2 separate regions of the Homo sapiens genome follow, and region 1 is linked to region 2. A link is an interaction called in ENCODE POLR2A ChIA-PET data of the cell type or tissue named here. Cell type or tissue: A673. All regions are shown on one strand. Each heading gives the region's core, and the rest is flanking DNA. Links, peaks and the distances in the headings are about the cores only.

Region 1 (8,325 bases), core at 216-8,215, 350 kb after region 2:
GGCTCAACAGTGGGGCCGGGGTGGTCGGTGTGTTGGCTCCACAGGCGCCTGCCCTGGGAGGAAGGTGGGGTGTGGAGGGAAACGCTTGGCCCCTGTAGGTCTCCACCAGCCTCTCCCCTGAGGGTGGGGGCTCCGGGAGCCTTCCTCGAGGGAGTCCTATATTGAGTGGGTGGGGGAGCCTGCAAGGTGCCCCTGACAGGTCACATCAGAAAGAGCTCAAGGGACAGTCGGAGCCAGAGGTGACACTGGTGGCCACTCGGGTGGCTCACAAGGCCCAGCTCCTCCTTGCTCCTGGGCAAATTACTCTGAAGGCAGGGACCAGGTCTGCACCATTGCGGCTCTCCAGTTCCAGGCAATGGCCAGGTCCTGTGTCAGGGCTGGGGTCCTAGGGAAGCCATGTCCCCACCCCCGGCCTGCAGCTGGGTTTACATTCATCCCCCGAGAGCACATGGGTGTAGCAGGAGGCCTGTGCAGAGAGCTCCGACCATCGCACAGGGCACCTTTGGTTGTTTCACGGAGCAGGCAAGGGAGCCATCGGATCCTGTTAGGTTTGAGCAAGGATGTGGGGAAGAAGCTGGAGAGCCACTTTGCCATGCAGGGAGAGGAGCACATGGGTCTAGGGATCTACTTTAGTGTTTGGAAGGTTTTTTAAGATGAAAGAGGGATGTGTAGGCTGATAGGTCTGGCAGAGCCAAAAGGCAGCGACATGTCTACTGGGAGAGATGGAGCTGAGCGCGGGGCTCAGGCAGGGTGGCAGGGCAGGGCCGGGGCCCTGGGTGGGTCAGGTGGGTTCACAGCCAAGTGTGTAGAGAGGGCTTGGGCCCAGAGTGAAGCAGTTGCAAGCTCTCCCACAACCCATTCTCTCTGTCTCGGCATCTGTGGCATCCCGTGATGGGTGGGTCTGTACACACCCCACCCCTGGCTGTGCCACAATGGGGGTGTCTGTACACCCCTCACCCCTGGCTGTGCCACGATGGGGGGGTCTGTACACCCCCCATCCCTGGCTGTGCCACGATGGGGGGTTCTGTACATCCCCCAGTGATGGGTGGGTCTATACATCGTGGTTATGCCACGAGCTCCAAGGCTGTATCAGTCCGTTTTCACACTGCTAACAAAGACATACCCGAGACTGGGTAATTTATAAAGAAAAAGAGGTTTAATAGACTCACAGTTCTACGTAGCTGGGAGGCCTCACCATCACGGCGGAAGGCGAAAGGCCCGTCTTCCATGGCAGCAGGCAAGAGAGAATGAGACTCAAGTGAAAGGGGAAACCCCTATAAAACCATCAGATCTGCTGAGACTTGTTCACCACCATGGGAACAGTATAGGGGAAACTGCCCCATGATTCAATCACCTCCCACCGGGTCCCTCCCACAACACGTGGGAATTATGGGAGCTACAATTCAAGATGAGATTTGGGTGGGGACACAGCCAAACCATATCAAAGGCATCGTCTGGCCACTCTAGGCCCTTGTTCCCAACTCTCAAACTCCACTGACATCACCTCTGTGCCTGCAACCCCTCCTGGGATTCAGTGGAGACCTCGTCCCTTGTTGGAGTATCTGCGCTACCCAGAGGGTGATGGTAAAAACTGACCTTTGAGGAACTTCAGAGACAAAGCCTTCCGCAGTCAGCTCTCCCTGCAGCCCCTTCGCAGAAGCCTGTCCTCACACGCCCGCCACCCCTACCTGCCCTGCCTCCTGGCCCATCTCCCTGCAGCCAGACAGTCCTCATCCATTCTTCATCCTCTGCCCCCAACCCCCAGCCTTCCTATCTCCCTTCAGCTCCGTCCAAGGTCCCTGGGACTCAGCCCCATCTCTCCCCAGCCTTGACCCCAATAAGCTCGATGTCTTTGCCCAGGAGCTCCTGACACACCAGACTGCATCCAGCTTCCTGTTCTGCGCTTGGCCCACCGCCTCGGTCCACAGGAACCTTCATCTCTGCTCTGACTGTAAGGATGGGCTCTCTGAGGGCTTCCCCACCCCACAGCAGGCAGGTGGTTCTGGGAGTCTGGGATTGTCATGCCTGGGCACCTTCCTGCTCTGGCTGAGCCCCTCCAGGACGGAAATCTCCCAGATTTCTCTCTGCCTCCGTCTCCCCACCCTGGCATACAGTGGGTCCTAGGAAGGGGGCCGAATGGAAGGGAGGTCGTGTCGGCTCCTACAGGGCAGCCCCAAGCTGCTGGGCTGAGGTGCAGAGCCATGGGTCCAGCCTGACCCGCATGCCGGGAGCTGATTCCATGGCTGGAAGGGTCGGGGGTTCCCCAGGAGCCCAGACAGCACCTAGAGTTGTCACAAGGAGTGAAAGGCCCTGAGGGGACAGAGGAAGGAGGCTGGGCAGAGTGGGCACGTGGACTTCGGACCGCGCTTGTGGGATAACAGTGGCTAGGGCTGTGCAGAGGGTGGTGCACTGCCCATGGGAGTCCAGAGAAGCCAGGTCCAGTGGCAGTGGCATGCATCCGGCAATCCCTCCGGCTACCCTGCATGCAGCGTGACCCTCCTTGAAGCACCCCAGGAAGCAGTCACAGCCTCGCTCTGCCCAGCATTGGGGGCCTGGCCTCTGAATCTGGTGGGGAAGGCTGTGTTGCCTGCTGGCACCCGCTCTATCACCAGTCCCACCATAAGGCTAGTCCCCAAAGTCAGCACTGCAGCCAGGGCCAGCGAGGGCCAGCAAGGGCAGGCCTGTGCAGGGGCTGCAGCGTGGGGTGTGCGTCCCGCACTCTGGGCCAGCCTCGCAGCTCACAGGGCTCTGTCATCCCAGGAATGTCTTTGATCAAGAGTTTATGCAAGACGAGGAAAGCAAGCCCAGGACCTCTAATCCGTTCCCACAGTCCCCTGCCCGCCAGGGCCCCACAAGCCCAGCGCCACACCGCCAGGCCTGAGCAGACAATAGCAGGCGGACGGGTGGGCGGGCAGCTCTGGGGCCGCTGGCCTTGGGGCCCACATCCGGGAGCATTGTCACCGCCACTCACGAGGGCACACAAGGAGGGCTGGGGAAGAGAGAATGCAGAGCCCTCTGCTGAAGGGGCTTCGGTGGGCCTTGAGCCTTTCAAAGACGGCGGTGTCCATTAATCCTTTTAATTTGCACCTAGCGGCAGCTGAGACAAGCCTCTCAACCGGCAGCCACTTTAAGAGCTGAGTGGTCTAACCCGAGGATCAGCTCCTATTCCAGACCCTGGGCCCTCTGAGCCTGTCGAGGCAGTCCTCCTTGCCTTTGTTTAATCACGGGAGGAATCGCAGCTGGAGGTTACTGAGCACGCACTGTGTGCCTTGTGCTCAACACCGAACACAGTTTCTCTCTGAGTTTTGCAACGACCCCATGGGTTGGTGACAGGGAGGGGACACTCTGGTGGCAGCCACAGACACAGCCCTGCCCTCCCAGAGCCTACACTCTCCCGCACACAATCATCCCATCTGCTAGGTCAGGGATTGGCAGGTTTTCTGGAAAGGGCCACAGAGAGAGGCTTCAGGCTTTGTGGGCCACAGGTTCTCTTGCCCTGTGCAAAAGCAGCTGCAGCCGCTCTGTGAATGAGTGAGCATGGCTGTGTGCCAATAAAGCTTTATTTACAAAAATAGGCAGCAGACTGGATTCAGGCTGAGGGTGGTAGTTTGCCGACCCCTGTTGTAGATGAGTAAACCGAGGCCCAGAGAGGTAAAGTAACTGAGCCAGGACTGCACAGCTAGTGTGTGACCAAGCCAGCCTGGTGGGTCAGCCTCATGGAGAAGAAAAGGCTCAAGCTTCAAAAAGGGAAATGCACGGAGGCTTCATTGGGCCATTTGCAGCCAGGCCCCACGCACACAGCTCAGGGCCCTGCTTCGCCAGCTCCACCTGTTTCGAGGCTCCCAGTAGGTTGCCCCTGCGGGCGGCACTGTGTCTTGGCTGCTGGCCTGGAGAAGGGCAGCCAAACAGGCCGGCAGTGGACATCTGAGGGTGACCAGCTGTTTAAAAAGAAAACTCACCGGCATGTATAGGCACACATTAAGCACACACGTTTTGGAGTAAAAGGCCCTGGGGTTGGATCTCGGATCTGCAGCTTTCCAGCTGTGCGGCCTCATTTCTCTGGGCCTCAATGTTCACACCTATAACATGGGGAAATCCTGCAAGAACACAGCCCATGATGGGGAGTCGTCTCCATCTCCTACTCACGACAACGACCAGCACAGAACGGGGGCTCCATAAATCTCTGTCAATAACTGAATTCTTTCTGGGGTGCTGAGGATTCTATGGCTCAATGTGTGTGAAGCACTGCTGAGCACCGAGCTTGGGGTGCAGTGATCACTCAGGGAACGCCATCATCCCCTCGGCGCATCCGCATAATCACCATCAGCATTCCATGCACTGCCCAGGTCTGGAAGCACAGGCCTCCATGCCACGGCGGCCGCCTGGGTGGTGGCACCAAAGCCGATCTTACTTCCCTCCTTTGGCACATTAAGTAGACAGTTCTGGGTCTTCTTGACACCACGGATGCCCCCTCCTGGTGTTGACAGCACCCAGACTTTGCTCCAGGGAACCACCATTCCCAGATCTGTGGTTTGAGTGGGACCGAACCCATCCCCAGCTCCAGGCCAGGTCTTCATAGGCTGAAACCCAACTGCACATCCACACCCACCAGAAGAGCAGCAAGTTAATGGATGGGTGAGAAATCAAATAGAGCCATTGAGTCTTGAGGAGACATTTTCTGGAGCTTCTGAAAAAGATAATGCTTCCCCCTTCCTTAGGATTCCCAGCAGGGAAACACAAGCCCAGGGGTGGCACTGCCCCCCTGCAGCCCTAAGGGAAGACTGAGCTGCTCCCAGGACCTCACAGGGGAGGCTGAGCGTAAGGCCAGCCCTGAGGGAAAGCAGGGAATGGGTCTCCAGACAAACTGCTGGATCAAGCCTCTCCTGAAGTCATCCCCCTTTTGTTCCAGAAGCCAATCATTGTCCTTCATTAAGTCAGTTTGATATGGGCACTGTGTCATTTGGTTTTCAAAGACACTTAACTATTACAGCTTGTGTGTGTTTTCTTTTTTTTTTTTTGAGACGGAGTCTCACTCTCGCCCAGGCTGGAGTGCAGTGGCCTGCTCTCGGCTCACTGCAAGCTCTGCCTCCCGGATTCACGCCATTCTCCTGCCTCAGCCTCTCGAGTAGCTGGGACTACAGGCGCCCGCTACCACGCCCAGCTAATTATTTGTATTTTAGTAGAGACCGGGTTTCACCGTGTTAGCCAGGATGGTCTCGATCTCCTGACCTCGTGATCCACCCGCCTCGGCGTCCCAAAGTGCTAGGATTACAGGCGTGAGCCACCGCACCCGGCCGCTTGTGTGTGTTTTCTACCTCTTCTAGATCTAACATGTTATGATTGATATAAACAACAGGAGCGACTGACAAAGTTACCATGTGATCTTGGAATTTCAACATGCCTGTCTTGCTTAGCTGGGAGTTCCACAGGGTCAGGGAATGACTCCTCTTGGGGCCACCAGTGCCCAGAAGTATGCCTAGAACTGCTCTGTCTGAAGGGACAGGTCCCTCTTCCATGGCACACACTCTGTGTGTAACAGAGCACACGTGTGACCAAACTGACCTGGAGAAAGGGCCTGACCACATCCATATCCCAAGTTCTGAGGCCGGATAGTGCCTGCAGGGGCTGAGACCAGGGGAGAGGCTCAAGCCAGCCTTCTCTGGTGGACCCTGACTCAGTCCTCTGTGCAGGGCAGCTGCGCCTCCCAGAAGGCAGAGGCCTCTTGGAGAGTGAGCCTTGCGGTCACAGCGCCTTTCGGGGGCTCCCGCCACTTGCCCTCAGTGGCGGCTGAGACCTGGGGGAGTCCAGGCAAATCCCTGAGGAGGCCCCACATGCAAGGCCAGAAGTGTCTGGATGGTGTGGCCGGCACCCTTACCCTCCAGACCAGCAAACGAAGCCCAGGCAGGGAGAGGGGCCTTGTAGTTTTCTGTGGCTGCTGTAATGAATTTTCACACACTCAGCAGCTTAAAACAACCAACATTTCTCTCATAGTTCCAGAGGCCAGCAGTGTCTGCAGTGCCCGCTCTCTCCCAGCTTCTGGTGGTTTCGGGCGACCTTCGGCTCTTCTCAGCTGGTCCATGCGCAGCTCCAAACTCGGCCTCTGTCCTCACAGGGCTATCGGCCCCATGTCTTCACGTGGCAGTCTCTCCTCTGTGCCACTGGCTCCCGTCCCCTTAAAAGGACACCAGTCATATTGGACGAAGGGGCCACCCTACTCTAGTATGACCTCACCTTAACTTACATCTTTTTTTTTGGGGGGGGACAAAGTCTTGCTCTGTTGCCTGAGCTGGAGTGCAGTGACGTGATCTCAGCTCACTGCAACCTCCGCCTCCCGGGTTTAAGTGATTCTCTTGCCTCACTCAGCCTCCCGAGTAACTGGGAAATACAGGCACCACCATCATGCCTGGCTAATTTTTAAATTATTATTCTTTTTAGTAGAGAGAGGGTTTCACTGTGTTGGCCAGGCTGGTCTCCAACTCCTGACTTCGTGATCCACCTACCTTAGCCTCCCAAAGTGCTGGGATTACAGGCGTGAGCCACTTCGCCTGGCCCAATTTACATCTTAAAAAAATCTACAAAGACCCTATTTCCTATTTCCAAGTAAAGTCACAGAAGCTAAAGTACCAGAAGCTAGGACTTCAACGTTTCCTTTTGCGGATACAATTCAATTTGCAACAGACTTGGGCTCTCAAAGCCTGGAAGCAGCCTCCACAGTCCCCTCGAATTTCAGGGGCACATACTCACTGGAACCAGCAGAGGGACATCAATCCATGAGCCTCTAGCTCAGCAAGCATCACATACTCTACATGTTCAGGTATCGCCTGAGATAAAGGCTTCCATCCCTGCAACCCAAGCCCAGCTGCTCTGGTAAAGGGTGCCAGAGAGACACAGCCAAGGCGTTATCCTGATGGGGGTGTCACCAAGGGGTAGACGCCAAGGCCTCGATGCCACCTGAGTTTACCAGCCGGGGAGAGTTAAGAAAAAGTGTATGCGCAAGGAGCGGCTTTCCTTCTTGGAAGTTAATCTGAGAGGTCCCAGCGGAACCCTTAGTCACGCTGGCTTGGACAACTCACTGAACCCTTGAGGCCTGGCTCCTCGCCTGCAGGCCCCGTGTCCTGTGAAGCACCAAACACAGTGACCCATTTTTCTCAGATCTTAAGAACTCTGTGACTTCAGTTTCCTGAGTCACAAACCAGTTCCTCATTTGATTCATTAAGGACCAGAATAACGGTGGGAATTAGGATAAGCTTGCGTGATCATGACACTTTTTGGTATCTCCAGATTACGTTGGCGTTTTCAGGTAGAGTGGGAGAGACTTCTCCGCGGTGTTGTGAGGCCAGATGAACGCTCGCAAAGCTCAGTACGAAGGTCATCTCCTCCTTTGCCCACCTTCTCATTCCCTCCCCTCCCCTGGGCTCCCAAAGTGCCAGAGGCGTCGCTAGGAGAGACCTGCTCACGGGGTCTGGGGCAGCTAAAGACCCATCCAGGCACTGCCTCTCCTACAGGCTGCCAGCATGGATCCTTTTCCATAAATTCATCTGCTTTTGCCTCAATCTGGCCTCAGTCTGCTAGATCAGGGGGTCCCCCATCCCCAGGCTGTGGACCGGCACCAGTCCATGACCAGTTAGGAACCGGGCCCCACAGCAGGAGGTGAGCAGCAGACAAGAGAAGATTACCGCCCGAGCTCCGCCTCCTGTTAGATCAGCAGCGGCATTCGATTCTCATAGGAGCGGGAACCCTATTGTGAATTGCACACGTGAGGGATGTAAGGTGCGTGCTCCTTACAAGAATCTAATGCCTGATGATCTGAGGTGGAACAGTTTCATCCCCAAACCATCCCCCACCACCAAGCCCTGTCCATGGAAAAACTGTCTTTCACAAAACCAGTCCCTGGTGTCAAAAAGGCTGGGGACTGCTGTGCCAGATGCAAGACTGGTCCTGAAGACAGGCTGCAAATTCCCAGAAAAACAAGCCTCTGCATTGACGAAGAAGACATGTCTAAAATAACGGCCTCAGGAAGCGAATCGTTCATGCAACCTGCTCAAGCCCTGCTGCGCCCCATCAAGCCTGAAGTTGGCCACTTACTGTGACCACTAGACTTGTTCTCAGCCGGGCCTCATATCTCTGCAAAGTGAGGGTGGTAGCCCTGCCTCCAGCACTGGTGGATAATCCTGGTAAAGGGCAGGCCACCAGCAGCCACTCAGCAAATAGGCCTCTTGTCCCTTCTTCCATATCTCATCATTCTTTTCTTGCCACTGGTTAGAGAAAAAAATGTCAAGGGGTGAATGTAAAATAAAGTGAAATGTGGTCGTGTTTTAGGACAGC
Region 2 (8,325 bases), core at 109-8,108:
TCAACACCTGACCACTCCCTGCCACAGCCCCAGTCCTCTCTGGTCCAAGCTGCCCTGGCTTCCTGCAGGGGCATCTCCATGGCCCTCGATCTGTTAACATCTGAGCCTCGACCCTGCCCTTCCTCTGCTCACCCTCCAAGGGTTCATCTCAGAGGAGGCAGCAAAGTCCTCTGCGGGCCTGCCCCTCCAACCTCATCTTGCCTCTCCCGACCCTGTTCCTCCACTCCAGCCGCTATGGCATCCCTGCAGCTGCTCATACTTTTGGGGCAGCTGATACCCCAGGCCTTTGCCCTGGCTGGGCCCTCTGCCTGTGACGCTCTTTCCCAGACACCCATGTGATTTGCTTCCTCCTCTTCTTCAAGTCTTTGCTCAAATGAAGGCCTGCACAATGAGCCTTCCCTGGCCCCCTATTTATAGTTGCCTCTCCCAATATTTTGGAGCACTTGGCACCATCTGACATGCTGGGCCTCTGTCCGTGAGCAGGCCAGCTTCTGGGTGGCAGGGATTTGGGCTGTGCATTCCCTGCTCTCACACCACTCCTACAACCATGCCTGGCACGTCATAGGAATGCCAACAAGCCATGTAGGGTGAAGGCGGGAGTAGCCCTGTGGGCTGGGTCATGCGGTCTCCTACATTGTATATGTGCAGAAGCTGCAGCCACGAGGCCTGCTTGAGGTTGCCTGGCTCTTGCTCCTGCGGGTCTGAACCCAGCTAGATGTGACTGTAAGTCCCAGCTTTCCAAAGGCTCCCACTGCCTTAGGTGCACAGTGTGCCACCTAGCACGGGAAGTGGAGCCCGCCAGGCAGCACCTGGGATACGGGCTGCTCCAGGGATGCCCTGGGAGGAGGGGATGGGGATGCATCCCAGGGAAGAGGTTCCTGGGCTATGACGGGGGTGCAACTCAGCTTCCCCTGGGGTCGGGGAGTGGGAAGACCATTCTGAGAGTGGGAACAGCTCTTGCAAACATGGCCGACATGCAGGTTGGGGCAGATTTGGTGATGAGTGCCTTGGGCCTGATTGGAGGTCCCGTGGGGGTGGGTGGCTGTGGGGCCCCCAGGCAGGGCCTGAAGCAGGCGGAGGGGGTGAGTGGGGGGTTCTGATGGGCCACTGGGAGTGGCCTGAAGTGCACTGGAGCAGGAGGTGGCATTGTCCGGATCCTGTTTGAAAGACCCCTTTTCTGATAGAAGGAGGGCAGATTGCCGGGTGAGTCAGGGGTGGTGGCAGCTATCTGGGCAGAGGCTAGTGTGGGGTGGGAGGCGTGAGGCAGATGTGAGAGCTCAAGGAGGGAGACTACATGCAGCTCAGTGACCTGGGTCTCAATGTGTTCCCAGGTTTGCAGCTGGGGCAACTGGAAGCAGGAGAGGGACCTGGAGAAAGGAAGGCAAAGAGGTGGGTTCCTTTTGGGGCACACTGAGGTTGAGCTGCTTAAGAGACTCCCACGGGTGAGGCAGAAGCCTTGAGCTGCTGGGTTAGCAGCTCCGGGCTCAGGGGAGATCTTGGCCAGAGAAAAATTCTGGGGGTCCTAGTATTCACATAGTGACTTCAGCATGGAGGGGGCAAGGTCCCTCCAGAAGCAGGTGTCTGGAGGAGAGAGGGCTATGGCCTCCACTCCAGGCCCAGCTGGCCCCTAACGGACCCTCCCGCCCGCAGCACCTGCCCTCAGGGCCACAGGGGGCTGCTGGCACCTGGCTCGCTGGGAATGCTCCAGAGGTCCCCTGTCTGCTGCTCATGATTTCACAGACTTGGCAACCAGGACAGGATTGCTATTATTTTTCACCAGAAAACAATGTATGGATTTTGGGCTCTTGCTGATGATTCTAGAGGAAAACAGCTGAGAGGATGCGTGTTTTCAAGGGAACATTCCTCTTTGGACTCGGTCCACTCAGTGTCCTCTTGGAAAACCACAGGGAGGGCTGGAAACAGTCTTAGACTCACATGAGGGGGAAAGGGAGACCAGATCCTTCTCCCAGCTCTGCTTGTGGCTCTCTGTGTGATCCCATGAAGAGAGGAGGAGCAGTGACTCTCACCTGAAATGCTCCCAGCCAAACATGGCCTAAACCAAACGGGATGGCCTCCCTGCCCCTATCCTGGTCCTCCATGGGCTGTCCCCATCTCATGGAATGGGGCCAAGCCTCACACATGGGTGTCACACGTCCTTCTGGGGATTCCTGTCCCTTGTATCTCTTGAATCAGGCTCTTAGATTCTTCTGCTTCATTCCATCATTGTAACCTCCTTCCACGACTCTCAAATCCGTCTCCTTCTCCATATCTCCACTGCCGTCCCTATGTTCCTCTCTGCCTTTGGCTCTGCACGGTACGAGCAGGTGGTCTCTGTCCAGCCAATGTGGGCCCTTTGCACACTGGTGTGAGTGCTTCTAAGTCTCGTTCCAGCTCTCAGTTCGGCCTCTCCCAATCTCCTTGTGTCTTCCCACAGCATGTGGGAAAAGACTAGGAGGACGGCACTGGGGCCACAAAGATAAGTCCATTGTCCCTGCACTCCAGGGATCTGAGCCCCGTGGGCCCCCGGCATGAGTATAATGTGGAAAGGAAGCCTGCGGAAAGGCTCCAAGAGGACGGTACGTTAGAACTGGGTCTCGAGACATGGGTGTCTGGGCCGTAGGGGTGCAGAAACCAGGTCCTGACTTGGCCTGGATGCAAGTGCCAGGGGCTGTTCTGTCTCTGTCAGCTCCAGGACCATTCAGGGGTGGCACAGAGCTTGGGAAGGAATGAATAACAGTCCTGGACATTATGCCAACATTCAGTGAGTGCCTACTGTGTGATCCAGTAGACCCTGGGTGATGTATTAACTTGCCAGTCCTCCCAGTAACCCAGATTAGTCCCAGTCTGCAGACGTGGAGGTGGAAGCTCAGAACAGTTCGGTCACTTGCTTGAGGCCACACAGCGAGGGGGGCAAAGCCAGGCCACCTGCTCCAGAGCCTAGGCATGGATGGGGGTGGAGGGGAGTCCTGAGCCGGGGGGTTCTTTGCTGCCTTTGGGCAGGGTGGGCACAGAGGTCCCAGTCTCGCTCTTGGCCACGCCGAGTGCTCCCTTCCGCTGACTGTGGCTGTAGTACCGACAGGTGTCTCTATTGATGCTACAGCCCCCACCTTTCATTGTCTCTGGGACAAAGGCTCCTCGGGCTCCTAGCTTTGGGACAAGACTGTGGCTGCTCCCTGCCATTGGCTAGGCCTCCCACTGGGGCCTCCTGCCCACTACCTCCCCATGCCTTGTGGCAAGCCTGTGAGTCAGCGTACCCATTTCACAGCAGGGACACAGAAAGCCCCTGAAACCAGGGACTTTCCCAGCACAAGAGTGTCCAAGACTAGAATCCAACTTTGTCTCGGTCCAGCCACCTGCAGAGTGACCCATGCGGATAGTTGTCAGCCCTTGCTGAGCCATCCTTTGTTTCCTGTTCATACTTTCCCATAAGTCACAGAATCCTCCAGGCAACCCAGTGATGTAGGCACTGTCACTATTCCTTCCTACAGACCTGGAAACTGAGTCACAAAAAGCAAGCTGCTTTCCCAGACCCCACTGCTCTGCTAGGTGGAGGCCAAGCTCGTGTGTGAACCCAGACCGCTGCTCTGAACTTCTCCACACCACACTGTGTAGAGGAAATAAGAGCTGGGAGACTTCTGCCTTCAGGGACTGTGTTTTTCCAAGAAGCCTGGAGGAAAGGATCTAACATTTATTGAGCACCTACTAAGTGCTGGCTGATCTCATAGCATTACTTTGCAAAGTGAATATTCTTCATCTTATTTTATAGATGAGGAAATGAGACTCAAGGAAGCAATATTGACTTGTTCCAGGTCGCCTAGCTAGTGAGGACGCGAGGAGAGGCAAGACTCTCCCCAGCCTGGGACCCCAGGGACCCTGCTAGTGAGGACGCCTGCTCCAAGCCTGGCCCCTCCAGGGAGGCTAGCTCTCACTAGCAGGGCAGCCTCCTTCCTTCTCCCTCCTTCCCGCCTCGGGAGAATTAAGTGGTAAATGTTTTCAAAGTCAACTGTCAAAAGAAAATGGTTAGAGGAAGGAAATGTGCAATTAGGAGCTTCAGAGTAATTTTCATCGTGTGGTTTGAGCTCGACTGTAAACACTCAGGAAGGAGAGAACGCGGCTGTTTCCCCCCCGGCTGGTTTCCTGCCAACTCTGCTGAGTCCCAGAACCGGGTGGGCTCCAGGCTGAGGCACTAGCAGGGAGGCCGGTGGGCAGCCAGCCTTGGACTGGGGAGGTGCTGGGGGCTGTGGGACACTCCCATTCCCAAGAGAAGCTTCTTCCAGCAGAATGTGCCGGCATTACAGAAAGGAAATATTAACATTATAATTATAATTCTGTTTATTTAATTAAGTTATTAAACAGGCCCAGCTTGGGGCGGGGCAGGGGGGAGAAAAAAAAAAAAACAACCCATAGTTTCATTCTAATTGTTTCTCCCAGGATGTAATTAGAGCCTTATAGAAGGAGTCAGAGCCAGAGAAGGCAGGGGCTCTGCCAGGCTGGGTCCAGGCCTGGTGCACAGCTCCGGGCAGGCTGGGCCTGGGGGAGTGGAAGGTAGAGGCTGGCTGTGGGAATGCAGCCTCTATGAGGGCTGGAACTCAGGCCTGTGTCCCCATGCCTGGCATGTACTAGGTGCTCAAGAAATAGTTGTGGAATAATTGCCTAGTGGACTTTGAGCAAGCAGAAAGGGCTGGTGGAGTGACTTTCTCAGCTGCCCTAAAGACATTCAGCAGATGATTTTTCTAGAAGGGATGCAGCAGCCTCCTCCTGGGGCTGCTCTTGGCCATTACCTCTGCTCTGACCTCCCTGGTGGCCCACCGTGGCTTGCAGGTGACCACACCGAGCAGCCTGTCTTAGATTGAGACCTTCACCTCTTCCTTCTGTGCCCTGGTCACTGTGGGCTGAGCCCTGGGGCAGAACAAACAAATGTCACCAGCTCCCAGGCTCCAGTGTGGAGGCTGCCCCTGTGCATCCCAAAGGGACGGGAGTATGAGGGCCCCAAAGGGTTCAGGAGGCTAAAACCCCTACTCCAGGTCCCCCAGTCTGAGAAGCCCTTTCTGGGACCTTGGACCAGGCCCAGCAGAGCCCCTCTTGAGGGGGCCAAGGGAGGCGCTGGCCCTGAACAGCCTCCAGATCCGGTCCTGTGCCCCTCGCGCTGACAGCTGCCCACAGGCTCCATGCAGAACCTCCCGTCAGACGGGAAGTGTCTTGTTCCAGCTGGCACGGCTTTATCGAACAGTCCTGGCTTTGTAAGTGTGGACAGCTGCGGGGAGAGGAGCTGGCTCTGGGGAGGTGTGGGGGCCGGGTCGGGGGCTAGACTGGGGAAGCTGAGGAGTGGGAGGTCAAAGCCAGCAGCATCTGCAAGTGGGTTGGGGGCCATGAAGGTTTGGTTTAGGGGGCATCCCCTGGAAAGCCGAGCCCCTAAACAGGAAGATGGGATGGGAGGCCAAATTGGGGAATGACCATGAAAGAGAGAGAGGTGTGTGGGGGGGAAGATGGGAGGGGCTGACGTGGCCTCCAGCGCTTGCTCAGCTCTGGTACAGTCAAGAAGCTGTCTTCATATGGGCCACACTGAGGCACCACAAAACCAACAACTTCAGAGAGATGGTAGGGCTTCTATATGCCACCTACCCACCCATCCACCCATTCACCCACTCATCCACCCACACATCCATCCATCCATCCATCCATCCACCCATCCACCCATCCATCCATCCATCCATCCATCCATCCATCCATCCATCCATTCATCCATCCATCCATCCATCCATCCATCCATCCATCCATCCATTCATCCATCCATTCGTCCATCCACGCATCCATTCATCCATCCATCCATCCATCCATTCATCCATCCATCCCCCCCATCCATCTAACCACTCATTCACACACACACACATATCCATCCATCCATCCATCCATCCACCCATCCATCCATCCACCCATCCATCCATCCACTCATTCGCCCATCCATCCACCCACCCATCCACCCATTGGTCCATCCATCCACCCATCCATCCATCCATCCATCCATCCACCCACCCTTCGGACTCATCCACTCATCCATCCACCCCTCCTTGTACCCATCCATCTACTAGTACATCTATCCATCCATCCATCCATCCATCCATCCATCCATCCATTCATCCATTCACCCATCCATCCACTAATTCATCCATCCATCCATCCATCCATTCATCCACTCAACCATCCATCCTTCCATCCATCCAACATTCATACAAGACTTGCACTAGGGCACATCTTCTACTGGCCTCCAAAGACCCAGAAAATAATCAAATTGTCCCTGCCCTGTTGGGCATATATAGACACTTCCAGTGTGTATATATGAGCAGTGGAGGCAGGGGAGACAGAAGACAAATAAATCCCCCTGATAGGTCAGGAAACTTCTATAACTAAGAAGATGTAAACCCACCCACTCACCCTAAGCCTCAATTTCTCATCTGAAAAGTGGGGATAAGGTAGTGCAATGGTGAACTGCTATAGTGTTAGATGAGATGATAGACACAAGGTATTTGTTACTGTGCCTGGCATGGAAGGTGCTAAGTAACTGTTATGATTATTTTTAGCATCACCATTTCCATCATTATTCTCTCTGTCTGAAGAGAATAGGAGGATGAGAGTGGGCAGTTTAGGAAAGCCTTCTCAAGTGGGGTCATTTGGACTGGGTGTTGAAGGATGAGTAGGAGTTCATTGGGTACTAGTATTGTGCTTCCCCACTAGCAGCCCACATTCATACTACACTCATCCCTGCCTTTGCATCATACTTCTCACCCTTACTCCTCCTCCCCAAGGCCCCCTTCCTTTAGGTCCACCTCTAACCCTAACTCCTCCAGGAAGACTTCTTGCCTACCCCAGGCATTATCTTGCTCCTTCCTCTTGTCTTGTGGCACAAAGATCACACCACACATCAGGCCCTCAGAACTTCATTCTGAATTTTGAAATGCTTCAGCTGACTCTTCAGGATGGGGCAGAGTCTTCTCCTCAAATCCCTTATATCTGGAGCCTCAGAGCTGGATAAATTTGTTGACTCTGCCCCAGGGGACAGCCAACAGTGACCAGGGCACAGAAGAAAGAGGTGAAGGTCTAAATCTAAGTCCCAAGAAGGTGTAGACCTATCTACAAACAGGAGCAGCCTCCTAGGACTTTGCCTGCATCTGCCTACAAGGTTAATGCAGTTCCTACCTGGAGCAGCTCACAGTATAAGGAACAGAGGGAAGAGGAGGACAAGGCTGGGAGTTTCTCTAGCATAGATTTCATGTCCTGGTTAAACTTGGGTCTTCAGCACCAAGCACAGAGTGGGGGCTAAGAATCATTGGATGGATGGGTATGTAGGTGTATGTGTATGGTTAGAAGGATGCATGGAAGGATAAGTACATGGATGGATATATGGATGGATGGATGGATAATGGTTGGATAAATGGATGATGGATAACTGAATAGGTGGGTGGATGGGTGATGGATGGACAGTTGGATGTGTGGATGATGGACAGATGATTAGATGAATAAGTGGAAAGTTAAACAATACAACTAGAATCTTTAGATTCTGATTAAACCATAGAAGCAGGAACTTTGAGACTGTATAGATCAACCCAAATTAATTTACCTGATCAGTGCTTCTGAGTGTCTCTTTTTGCCAGATATTGTATGAGGTGCTGGGGATACCACAGGGAACAAGATACAATCCATGACCTCATGGAGCTTGGCATCTAGTTGAGAAGCTAGGAAATATGCAAATAAAGCCCAAACAAAATGTTTTAAAGGTGATGACTGCCTGAAGCTTACTGGGGGGCACTTTAGTTAGGGGCATCAGGGAGAGTTGATGAGAGGATAAGATTGGAACTGAGGACTGAATGGCAAGAGTCAGCTGTATGAAGATCTGGGGAAGACATGAGAACAGTAAGTGCACTGGTCCTGAGGCAGGAGCAAAGTTGGACTTGTTCAATAATGTAAAAAGATTTGAGTACTTGGAGTGGAATAAGAGAGGGAGCTGTGGCCTGAAATAGCAATAGAGAAACAGGACAGGGCAGATCACACTGGACTTTGTAGGCCATGGCCAGAGGCATGGATTTTGTTCTGTGTAGGTTGGAAGGCACAGGAGGGTGTTAAACAGGAGGAGGAATGGTCTGAGTTCTGTAAAGGATCACTGTGGCTACTCCATGGGGCTATACAGAAAGGCACGTGAGGGGAAAGCAGGAAGGCAGTGAGAGGGCATCACCATGGACCAGGCTAGAGAGGGAGGTAGTGCAGCTGGGGAGATGGGGCAGGTTCAGGACATGTTTGAAGGCACAGACAACAGAGTTGATTTATGATTTG

The links. ChIA-PET counts read pairs that join two places held together with the same protein. Peaks named below come from ENCODE experiments on the same cell type or tissue, not always from the same donor. Only the 100,000 strongest peaks of a DNase experiment are listed, where the experiment ranks them.
Region 1: POLR2A ChIA-PET joins it to region 2 with 16 read pairs; 6 of 35 experiments call an interaction of 5 or more read pairs at or near these places.

The regions. Positions count from the first base shown.
Region 1 is chr11:69,655,431-69,663,755 of GRCh38, forward strand. It overlaps LOC124902704, which reads right to left and starts at 2,485. Exons shown (of 1, transcript XM_047427985.1): 1 at 1,768-2,485. The coding sequence starts at 2,485. The coding sequence ends at 1,781. RefSeq lists enhancers at 1-437, 2,317-3,044, 5,424-5,924, 5,925-6,425. In A673, for the core only: CTCF peaks have their summits at 6,752 and 6,952; DNase peaks (open chromatin) are centred at 381, 1,241, 3,351 and 6,761; H3K27ac peaks cover 4,742 bases.
Region 2 is chr11:69,308,077-69,316,401 of GRCh38, forward strand. No RefSeq gene overlaps it. Among named protein-coding and RNA genes, the nearest start is that of MYEOV, 18 kb to the left of the region's middle. RefSeq lists enhancers at 2,802-3,301, 3,143-3,372. In A673, for the core only: no CTCF peak of the experiment used is centred there; DNase peaks (open chromatin) are centred at 4,065 and 4,465; H3K27ac peaks cover 6,393 bases.